Regions from separate parts of the Homo sapiens genome. Here region 1 is linked to region 2. The links are chromatin loops, found by intact Hi-C in ENCODE. Cell type or tissue: CD4-positive, alpha-beta T cell. All regions are shown on one strand. Links, peaks and the distances in the headings refer to the core of each region. The heading gives the core; the rest is flanking DNA.

Region 1 (4,573 bases), core at 392-2,891, 220 kb after region 2:
TAGAAATGATTAAGCTTAGTGAGGAAGGCATGTTGAAAGCTGAAATAGACCGAAAGCTGAGATAAACTGAAGGCTGGGTCTCTAGCGACAGTTAACCAAGTTTTGAAAGCAAAAGAAATGTTGTTGAAGGGAATGAGAAGTGCTATTCCGGTGAACACGTGAATGGTAAGAAAGCTAAGGAGCCTCATTACTGATACCGAGAAAGTTTGAGTGGTCCGGATAGAAGGTCAAACCAGCCACAACATTGCGTTAAGCCAAAGCCTGATCCTGAGCAAGGTCCTAACTCTCTTCAGTTCTATGAAGGCTGAGAGAGGTGAGGAAGCTGCAGAAGAAAAGTTGGAAGCTACCAGAGGTTGGTTCATGAAGTTTAATGAAAGAAGCTGTTTCTGGAACATAAAAGTGCAAGGTGAAGCAGTGAGTGCTGATGTAGAAGCTGCAACAGGTCATCTAGGAGATCTAGCTAGGATCATTGTTGAAGGCAGCTACACTAAACAACAGATTTTCAATGTAGACATAACAGCTTTCTATAGGAAGAAGATGCCATCTAGGACTCTAGTTACAGAGGAGAACCCGGTACCTGGCTTTGAATCTTCAAATGACAGGCTGATTTTCCTGTTAGGGGCTTATGTAGCTGGTATCTTAAAGTTGAACCCAGTGTTTATTTACCGTTCTGAAAATTGTAGGGCCCTTAAGAATTTGCCAAATCTACTCTGCCTGTGACAGCATATCTGTTTATAGCATGGTTTACTGACTATTTTAAGCCCATTGTTGGGCTTTAAAAAAATAGTGCTCAGAAAAACAGATTCCTTTCAAAGGTCACTGCTCATTGACAATGTACCTAGTCACTCAAGGTCTCTGATGGAGATGTACAAGGAGATTAATGTTGTTTTAATGCTTGCTAGCACAACATCCATTCTGCAGCCCATGGATCAAGGACTAATTTTGACTTTCATATCCTTTTATTTAAGAAATACATTTCTTTTTTTTTGAAACTCAGCTCTGTCACCCAGGCTGGAGTTTTTATAAGGATATAGCTGCCATGGATAGTGATTCCTCTGATGGATCTGGGCAAAGTACATTGAAAATCCTCTGGTAAGAATTCACCATTCTGGATTCCATTAAGAACATTTGTCATTCATGGAAGAAGGTCAGAATATCAGTATTCACAGGAGTTTGGAAGAAGTTGGGATGACATCGAGGGGGTCAAGACTTGAGTGGAGAAGTAACTGCAGATGTGGTGGAAATAGCGAGAGAACTAAAATTAGAAGTGGAACCTGAAAATGGGACTAAATTGCTGCTATCTCATGATCAAACTTGAACAGATGAACAGATGAGGAGTTGCTTCTTTTTTTTTTTGAGACAGAGTCTCGCTCTGTCACCCAGGCTGGAGTGCAGTGGCGCGATCTTGGCTCACTGCAACCTCCACCTCCTGGGTTCAAGAGATTCTCCTGTCTCAGCCTCCCGAGAAGCTGGGATTACAGGCGCCTGCCACCATGCCCGGCTAATTTTTGTATTTTTAGTAGAGACAGGGTTTCACCATGTTGGTCAGGCTGGTCTCTCGAACTCCTGATCTCGGGTGATCCACCTGCCTCGGCCTCCCAAAGTGCTGGGATTACAGACATGAGCCACAGTGCCCGGCCAAGTTGTTTCTTATGGATAAGCCAAAAAAGCGGCTTCTTGAGATGGAATCTACTCCTGGCGAAGACGCGGTGAACATTGTTGAAATGACAACAAAGGATTTTGAATATTTCATAAACTTAGTGGATAAAGCAGCTGCAGAGCTTGAGAGGATTGGCTCTAGTTTTGAAAGAAGTTCTACTCTGTGTAAAATGCTATCAAACCACATCATATGCTATGGAGATCTTTCGTGAAAAGAAGAGTACATCAATGTGGCAAACTTCGTTGTTGTCTTATTTTAAGAAAGTGCCATAGCCACCGCAAGCTTTAGCAACCATCACCCTGATCCATTAGCAGTCACCAACATCGAGACAAGACCCTCCTCCAGCAAAAAGATTATGACTCACTGAAGGCTCAGATGATTGTAAGCATTTTTAGCAATTAAGCATTTACAATTTTTATATTAAGGTATATACATTATTTTTAGATATAAGTGTATTATTGCACACTTAATAGACTATAGTGTAACATAAACATAACTTTTATATGCCTTGGATAACTAAAAAACTCACTATATTGTCATATTTGCTTTATTCTGGTGGTCTGGAACTGAACCTCCAATATCTCTGGCACACATATACACAAATAACATTTCTGTAATCTGATAGTTTTGCCAGATAAGTCATATTCTCATTGACTAACAGAGCTCAAGTTTTAATCAACCCAGCAAAAAGCATTTCTCTCCTGGAGTTTTTCCCATGTACACCTTTCCCCTGAAGAAGCAGACGTATCATTATTTTAAATAATTCTTCCTTCTTAGGAAAAATTATAGGCATATTTTCTTCTCACAGCTACCAAATGTCCTTGATATCTGTGCATGCACATTTATATGTAAAATCAGAGCTTCTTGTGGTTTTAGAATTGGAAGAGGCCTTAGAGATGAACTTGTCTGGTGATTCTCAACCCCTAAGCATGTTCTTAACGTGAACACTTGGGAGTGGAAGCCTGGGGAACCTGAAATAACTACACATTTCCTGCTAACCTTCTAATTCCTAGTCTGCCATCCTTGCAGTAGTAAGGTTCCCCTGTGCAGTGGGAATTTTCTGTCCCCAGGGGGTTGGGGACAGAAAAATGTTGCACTATAGATCTCATCCAACCCCGCATTTTACAGGTGAAGATGATGAGCTACAAGATTCAATGATATCTTCAAAGTCACACAACCCGGCCTAGAAATAGGCTGCTGCTGATCAATCCACTGCTTTCTCTGCCTATGAGTTTTCCCCAATGTCAGTGATTTCTGTCCTACCTCTGTAATTTACGGCATATCACGAAACCCCAACCCTCATACGCTTCATCATTTTAAATAAAGACTGACTTTTATATGTGAATAATTTATGAAAGAAACTGTAATCCATATTCGATGTGGAAATGTAACCACATTTCACTCACTATGAAAAAGGTAACACTAAAAATAAATGCTATGAAAAAATATATTAAATTTTAACTAAAGTTCCCCACTTAAGTTTCTGAGCCTGAAGTTTTCTCTCTGCTAAAAAGAGAGATTATCAAGTTATGAAGAGTTTAAACATAACACTAGCCCCAAACGATGACACTCTTTTTATGTAATCGGAATTATTGAATGAAAATTTTGAAGGAAATAACATTCTCTCGACATAAGTCCAGGCAGTATTTACTAACCAACACACCATCTCAAATCCTCTCAAGTTCCACCAGTGAGTGAGCTGTGTACCCATTCACGAGGAACTGTCTCCCAAAAGGGAAGCTATATCAGGCAAATCATACCTCTGTCTGTATCTAAGCTGGCTGGAAGGTATTAGATTTGGTGGCAATCAGAGTATTAATTGGAAAGAACAAGTGGAAAATTGTACATATATTGGCTGTTTATCTTGTGTATGTGTCCACAGACACCCTTAGAAAAACTGAAAGCACAGTGCCTGCGATATGATAAAAGCTCAGTAAATATTTGTTGAATGAATTGATGAATACCTGGTGAATGGCAAGCATTCTGCCTCAAGTCAGGTAGAAACAATAGACTGGTAAAAGCAAGTTGCTGCATTTTGTTTCAAGGCACTTTGAAATGTCTTATCAGTGGACATGAAGTATAGAAGACTTAGCAGACTCAGGAAGAGCAGAGCATGGCCATGGAATATTTAACAGATAATGAAGAGCATATATGTGGCCGGGCGCAGTGGCTCGTGCCTGTAATCCCAGCACTTTGGGAGGCTGAGGCAGCCGGATTGCCTGAGCTCAGGAGTTGCAACCAGTCTGGGCAACACAGTGAAACCCTGTCTCGACTGAAATACACGCCGGCTTGGCGGCGTGTGCCTGTAGTCCCAGCTACTAGGGAGGTTGAGGCAGGAGAATTTCTTGAGTCCGGGAGACAGAGGTTGCAGTGAGCCGAGACTGAGCCACTGCACTGCAGCCTGGGCGACAGAGCAAGACTCCATCTTAAAAAAAAAAAAAAAAGCATACATGCATTTAGGCATTAAGATGCTATAGACCATTATCTTTTATAGTCTGTGTCACACTTCATGTTATGTATCAAGAGGAGAAAAGCATCTCAGCCCAAGATTTGATTCCTGATTTTACTACTCAATAGCTAGATGATTTGGGGACAACTGCATAATATCTTTGAGACTACTTAGATATACAAATGAGGACTATGATAATGCCTACCTCAAAGGTTGTTGTGAGGGTTAAATGAGGCAATGCAAATGAAAATTGCTTTATAAAGACTAAAGTGCTATATTAATTTGCCTTTATTGAAATTACATACTATTAAAATGACCAGCGAACTACCATTTGTGCAGAGTGGTTGAAGAATATGGCATGCTGATTATTTGAACATTCTGGATAATAGAAGTATAGTACATGTCTTTCTGGTTAAAAAGAATTACAATAAAGTATTCTTAACATCAAAGCTTACTAACACAAC
Region 2 (5,509 bases), core at 1,814-4,313:
TTTTGGTCATTGTTACAATGTCCCTGAGCTGGGTTTAGTATCTGGTCTCTAGAATAATTCCAAAGAAGGAAAATCAGAGGCTGTATTCTGCTGTGCAGGCAACATATTATTCTATAATTTCTGGTATTTTGGACCACCTTCTAGTCTTGGGGAATCAGTTCTATAGTTTCCGTGGCACCCAAAATGTCCTCTAGATCTTTACTTGTCAGTCCGAGTATGCAACACAAATTGTCCTCCAATGGGTAGAAAGCAAGGAAAGCGTGGTGAGAGCAGCTATTTACTGGGCAAATCACTATACTGAGTGCCTGAGGCAGTTTATACGCTTTATTCATTCAATGAACACTAAGTGGACATTCATTCTCATCCCTGTTTGACCAGTGTAGAGTCCATGAGCACAGGGACTTTGCTTATTTTTTCAATCCCAGTACCTGGTACAGTGCCTGACACATGAGGAGCTGAAAATATAAATATTGAATAACAAGGTTCAGAGAAGTTAAGACATTGTTTCAGGCTGACATAGACAGTAAGTAACAGGACTGAGATTTGAGCACAAATCCGCCTGACTCTAGAACCCACGTTCTTTATAGGATGAAAATTATCTCTAGCAACAACTGTCCCCTGAATCTCCTGAACTTTGCACATTCACTTCTCTCTCTTCACAAACAGATGTCTTAAAGTTTATCAACATGTCCCAAATGAAATATCTGGCCCCCCTGCAGATCTCTGCCCCACCCATGTCAATTTCCCCTCTCAATAACAGCTTCCAGTTACTTCGTTCAGACTTAATCATCCTTTACTTCTTTTTCCTTTCACATTCTGCATTCAACCTGTTGGGAAATCCTGTGGTCTCTGCTTTCAAAGTCTCTCCAGAATCTGACCATTCCTCACCGTCTCCACTACTACCAAACCAGCCCAAGCCACAGCCACCACCCTCGCCTCGATGCTCACTGTGGTTTCCTGCTTTTCCTGCCCCCATCTCCGCCCACCCTTGTGATCTACAGTAGCTCATACAGTAGCCTGGGTGACCTTGTTAAGGGCTGAACACTTGAATCTCCCCCAAGTTCGTATGTTGAAGCCCCAGCCTCCAGTGTGATGGTATTTGGAGGTGGGGCCTGTGGGAGATTATTAGATTTGGATGAGGTCACACAGGCGGAGCTGCATGATGGGATTAGTGCCCTTATGGGAAGAGGAAGAAGACACCAGGCATTACTTTCTCTCTCTACCATGTGAAGACACAGTGGGCAGGTGGCCAGCCGTGTGCAAGCCAGAAAGAGGACCCTCACCAGACTTTTTCTTTTTTTTTATGTTGTTGTTTTTGAGATGGAGGCCTTTTTGATTTTTTTTTTCTGAGATGGAGTCTCGCTCTGTCACCAGGCTAGAGTGCAATGGCGTGATCTCGGCACACTGCAACTTCCACCTCCTGGGTTCAAGTGATTTTCCTGCCTCAGCCTCCCGAGTAGCTGGGAGTACAGGCACGTGCCACCACACCCAGCTAATTTTTGTATTTTTAGTAGAGATGGGGTTTCACTATATTGGCCAGGCTGGTCTCGAACTCCTGACCTAGTGATCCACCTGCCTCAGCCTCCCAAAGTGCTGGGGTTACAGGCGTGAGTCACAGCGCCCAGCCTCCTCACCGGACTTTCTTGGACTTTCTAGCCTCCAGAGCTGTGAGGAAATGTTTGCTGTGTAAGTTACCCAGTCTATGGCATTTTGTTATGTATGGCAGCCCGAGCAGGCTAAGACAGACCTGTGAAAACATCAGGCAGATCGTGCCGCTCCTCTGCTCAAAACCTCCAATGGCCCCGTTTCTTTCAGAGTCAAAGGCAAATCCTTTGCGGTGGCCCAGCAGGTTCTGTGTAACCATCTCTTGTGACCTCCTAGCCTCCCCAGCCATCGCTACTCTTCAGCCACTCTGATTCAGCCACACAGGCTTTCTCCTTGGTCCGCAAGTTTAACGGACCGCTCTCACCTCGGGCCTCTGCAGGCTTCCTTCTGCCTGGAAGTCTCTTCTTCAGAAAGACCCTGTGGTTTTCTCATGCCCTTCTACAGGTCTTTGCTCAAAGGACACTTTTCAGAGTCCTGGCCTGATTCCGTCATCTGAAACTGCCTCTCCCTCAGCCTTTCCCTGGGCTACCACTCTCGAGTCCCACACCTGTGCCAGTTTCCACCTGGCGTTCATTCTCACCTTCTAACACACTGTGTCATCTTTAGGTTTATTGCTTAGTACCTTTCTCCCTTGCTACAATTTAACATCCGGGAACGCACAGGTTTGCTCCCTGGTGAACCTGAACCCTCTCCACTTGACACGTGGTATTTGCTGAATGAATGACTATTCCAGAATGACTAGCCCTTGGATCCTAAATGCAAACGCTGAAGAGGCTCTATTTTAACCCTCTTCTTTCCTAGGTTAGGAGACGGAGACCCAGAGGGGTGACACGAGGGGCTGAGGTCCATACGCGGATGGCTAGTGACAAGGTAAATAGACAAAGAGGCGGCTCCTCTCTGCGTATCCAAGGCTTAACTTTGACTTAACTTTGACCCACAGATTATTACCTTAAACCTGCTGGAGTGACCAGTTCTCAGGACTGGAAGTTGTGGAAATGACTATCAAGGGTGGTTTTGTGAACGTGTAGCTCATCACCGAAATCCACACGGAGTTTCCCTACTTTTAATGTCGGGTCACCTTCACATGTGCAGGTGCTAAATGTATCCATCCTCACATTGGGCACTACCAGGAACAGAAACATCTAATTTATTGTCTGTGGAAAATACAAAAATTGTTTCATAAAAAAAGAGAAAAACCTACAATTTTGGATTTCTTATGGATTTCCAAGTCAAAAAACAGTGGCTTAGAAAGAAATCAGGGCCCAGAGCCGGTTTCAGGTTTCGGCCTCCGTCTTGCCGAGCGAGCCGCTGCTGCAGTGCGTGGCCGCCAGAGGGCACTGCTTCGCCAGGCTGGAGGCCGAGCCAGCTCGCCGGGAGGCGCTGGTGGGAGGCGCGGGAGCCCCCGGGAGGAGCGCGTCCACGCCGCGCGGTGCGGAGCCGAGCCGCAGCCCCGAAACCGAGTGCGGCGGCAGCAGGGCCGGCAGGACCGCCACGACTCACCAAGTGAGCAGCGAGACCTGGAGTCCTGTAACCAAAACACCTATTAAAACTCCCAGGAGAGCGATGATGGGTGACCGATGGAACTCCTGGCTGCTTTCATGACCGGAGCTGGGCGGCCGCCTCGGTGTCCTGCACCTGCTGGGGTGCAGCGTCCACGTGTCTGTGTGTGCGCAGGCGCCCTCTTGCCTACTGCGGGAGCAAGCTGGGGGAAGCCGGATTAGGTCACTCCAAGGCCCTAAACTTTAGATGTCAAGCAATGGTGAGGGAACACCAGCCGCATTTTTTGTCTGAACATTTATTTGCTCATGGCCCAGAATAGCCTAGCAGTATAAGAGCAGCTGCCATCACTCAGTCCTGATGTGTAGTGAACGTACACACTCCTGAGAGCAGTTACCCTTCACAGGATGCCTGTGCACCGAACACCGAGATCCCCACTTTATAGCTGAAGGAACTGCAGCCACGAAGGTCGCAGGGAGAAGAGATGAGATTTGACCTTGTGTTATTTTATTCTGATGCCCTTTGGCTTAACAACTACTGAATAACTCCCTGGTTCTCAGCAGAACCCGTGAGAGATGTATAATTCGAGATTTTTTGCACGGAATTGGCTTAATTGCGAGGTGTGACGAGGCAAGTCTGAAATCCATAGGGCAGGCTGATCATCAGGAAGGACAGGCTGGAACTCACAGACACCAGCTGATGCTGCTGTCCACCATGACATTTCTTCTTCATCAAGGACGCCTCAGCTTTGCTTCTAAGGCCTTCTGATGCATTGAATCAGGCCCATCTGGATTGTCTAGGACAGGGGTCCCCAGCCCCTGGGCCACAGACTGGTACCAGTCCATGGCCTGTTAGGATCTGATTGCCTGTGAGATCAGTGGCATTGGATTCTCACAGGATCGCAAACCCTACTGTGAACTACACATGCAAGGGATCTAGGCTTCAGGCTCCTTATGAGAATCTAATGCCTGATGATCTGTCCTTGCCTCCCATCACCCCCAGAAGGGACCATCTAGTTGCAGGAAGACAAGCTCAGGGCTCCCACTGATTCTACATTATGGTGAGTATGTAATAATAATAGAAAGAAAGATGCACAATAAATGAAACATGCTTGAATCATCCTGAAACCATCCCCTCGCACCCCACCCCATCTACGGAAAAATTTTCTTGCATGGAACTGGTGACCAGTGCCAAAACGGTTGGGGACTGCTGGTCTAGGATACTCTCCCTTACTTAAAGTCAACTGATTTGGGGTTTTAATTTCATCTACAAAATACCTTCATAGAAACACCTAAGTTTGTGTTTCATTGAATAACTGGGGAGAGTAGAACACCATTATACCTGGGAAGCTTTGCAAAGGAGGCTGCCCGGGGCCTACTGCAGACCAATTGAATCTGAACTTCAGGGAATGAAGTCTGGACATTCATGAGTTTTTGCAAGTTCCACAAGTTATTCTGATGCATAGTAAGGGTTAAAAACTATGAGTATCTTCAGTGAAGGAGTTCCTGGGGCCTTGAAATTTACATTGAGCCACCAGCACTTGGTCCACTGTGCTGGGATCACAGGAGAAAAGACAGCGCCCAGCCTGGAGGTGGTGTGCTCTGGAGTTGTGCTTGCTCTGTGACCCCAGGCAGGTCCTTTCACTGCTCAGCCTCATTGTCATTATTTGTGCACATAGCAGGTGCCGGGAAAAGACCTGCCTGCCCCACTGACCTTTCTGCGAAAGCCACCCCTCTGCTGTCTGATGGCAGAATCTCTGCTTTGTTTGGCCTCATTATTTCCAGTCCCAGGACATGAATCGTAATTGGCTCAAACCAGTGGCAGCTGTGTCGGCCCCTCCCTCCCAAGCCCCCTTTGCCAGCTTCCCTTGCAGCCATTAGTGGCCACAGGACCCAACTGTATCCAATAAGGCACAGGCGGAGGGTGATATTTTCCTCACTCATAGAAGATTCTCCTGCCACCTCCCAGGCAACAGTAAAGATGAGGGTAGGGCAGCAGCCACATGGACCACATCAATGACTCAAGCCCACCCAACAGGGAGGAAAATCAGAAACTAGTCACAGCTTGTGTCCTCAATGCCACTTTGGAGCCAGGGCATTGTTTTCCTCCTTCAATTATAAAGTATTTGCAAGAATGCCTGCCCTGATTGGCAGTAGTCAAGGCAGGGAAAGGGAGAGAAAGATTCTGTAGCTGTTTCATTTCAGAGCTTTGGAATGTGTGGAGCTAACAGGGGTTTTGGAGAGGGAAGATTCAGAACTCAATGATCTAGCTGAACGTGGATTCCCCTGGCTCTAGTGCCTCCACATAGAGAAAAACCTCTTATTTACCACAGGCTCCTTCAGTAAATAACGATTCATCCTGAATATCTCAATGTCCCCTCAATGTCTCCTGAATATCGCATGGTGAC

Evidence for each region. A loop is a pair of places that touch in the nucleus more often than their neighbours do. Peaks named below come from ENCODE experiments on the same cell type or tissue, not always from the same donor. Only the 100,000 strongest peaks of a DNase experiment are listed, where the experiment ranks them.
Region 1: a loop joins it to region 2, with 5 times the contacts of the local background. A loop is called at or near these places in 1 of 110 quality-filtered maps.

What each region holds. Positions count from the first base shown.
Region 1 is chr6:148,781,113-148,785,685 of GRCh38, forward strand. The region is part of intron 1 of UST (uronyl 2-sulfotransferase); the gene reads left to right. Among named protein-coding and RNA genes, the nearest start is that of UST, 36 kb to the left of the region's middle. RefSeq lists an enhancer at 294-363. In CD4-positive, alpha-beta T cell, for the core only: no CTCF peak of the experiment used is centred there; no DNase peak of the experiment used is centred there; H3K4me3 peaks cover 69 bases; H3K27ac peaks cover 210 bases.
Region 2 is chr6:148,557,007-148,562,515 of GRCh38, forward strand. No RefSeq gene overlaps it. Among named protein-coding and RNA genes, the nearest start is that of UST, 190 kb to the right of the region's middle. RefSeq lists a silencer at 2,841-3,020. In CD4-positive, alpha-beta T cell, for the core only: a CTCF peak has its summit at 2,915 (motif pointing right); a DNase peak (open chromatin) is centred at 2,955; H3K4me3 peaks cover 291 bases.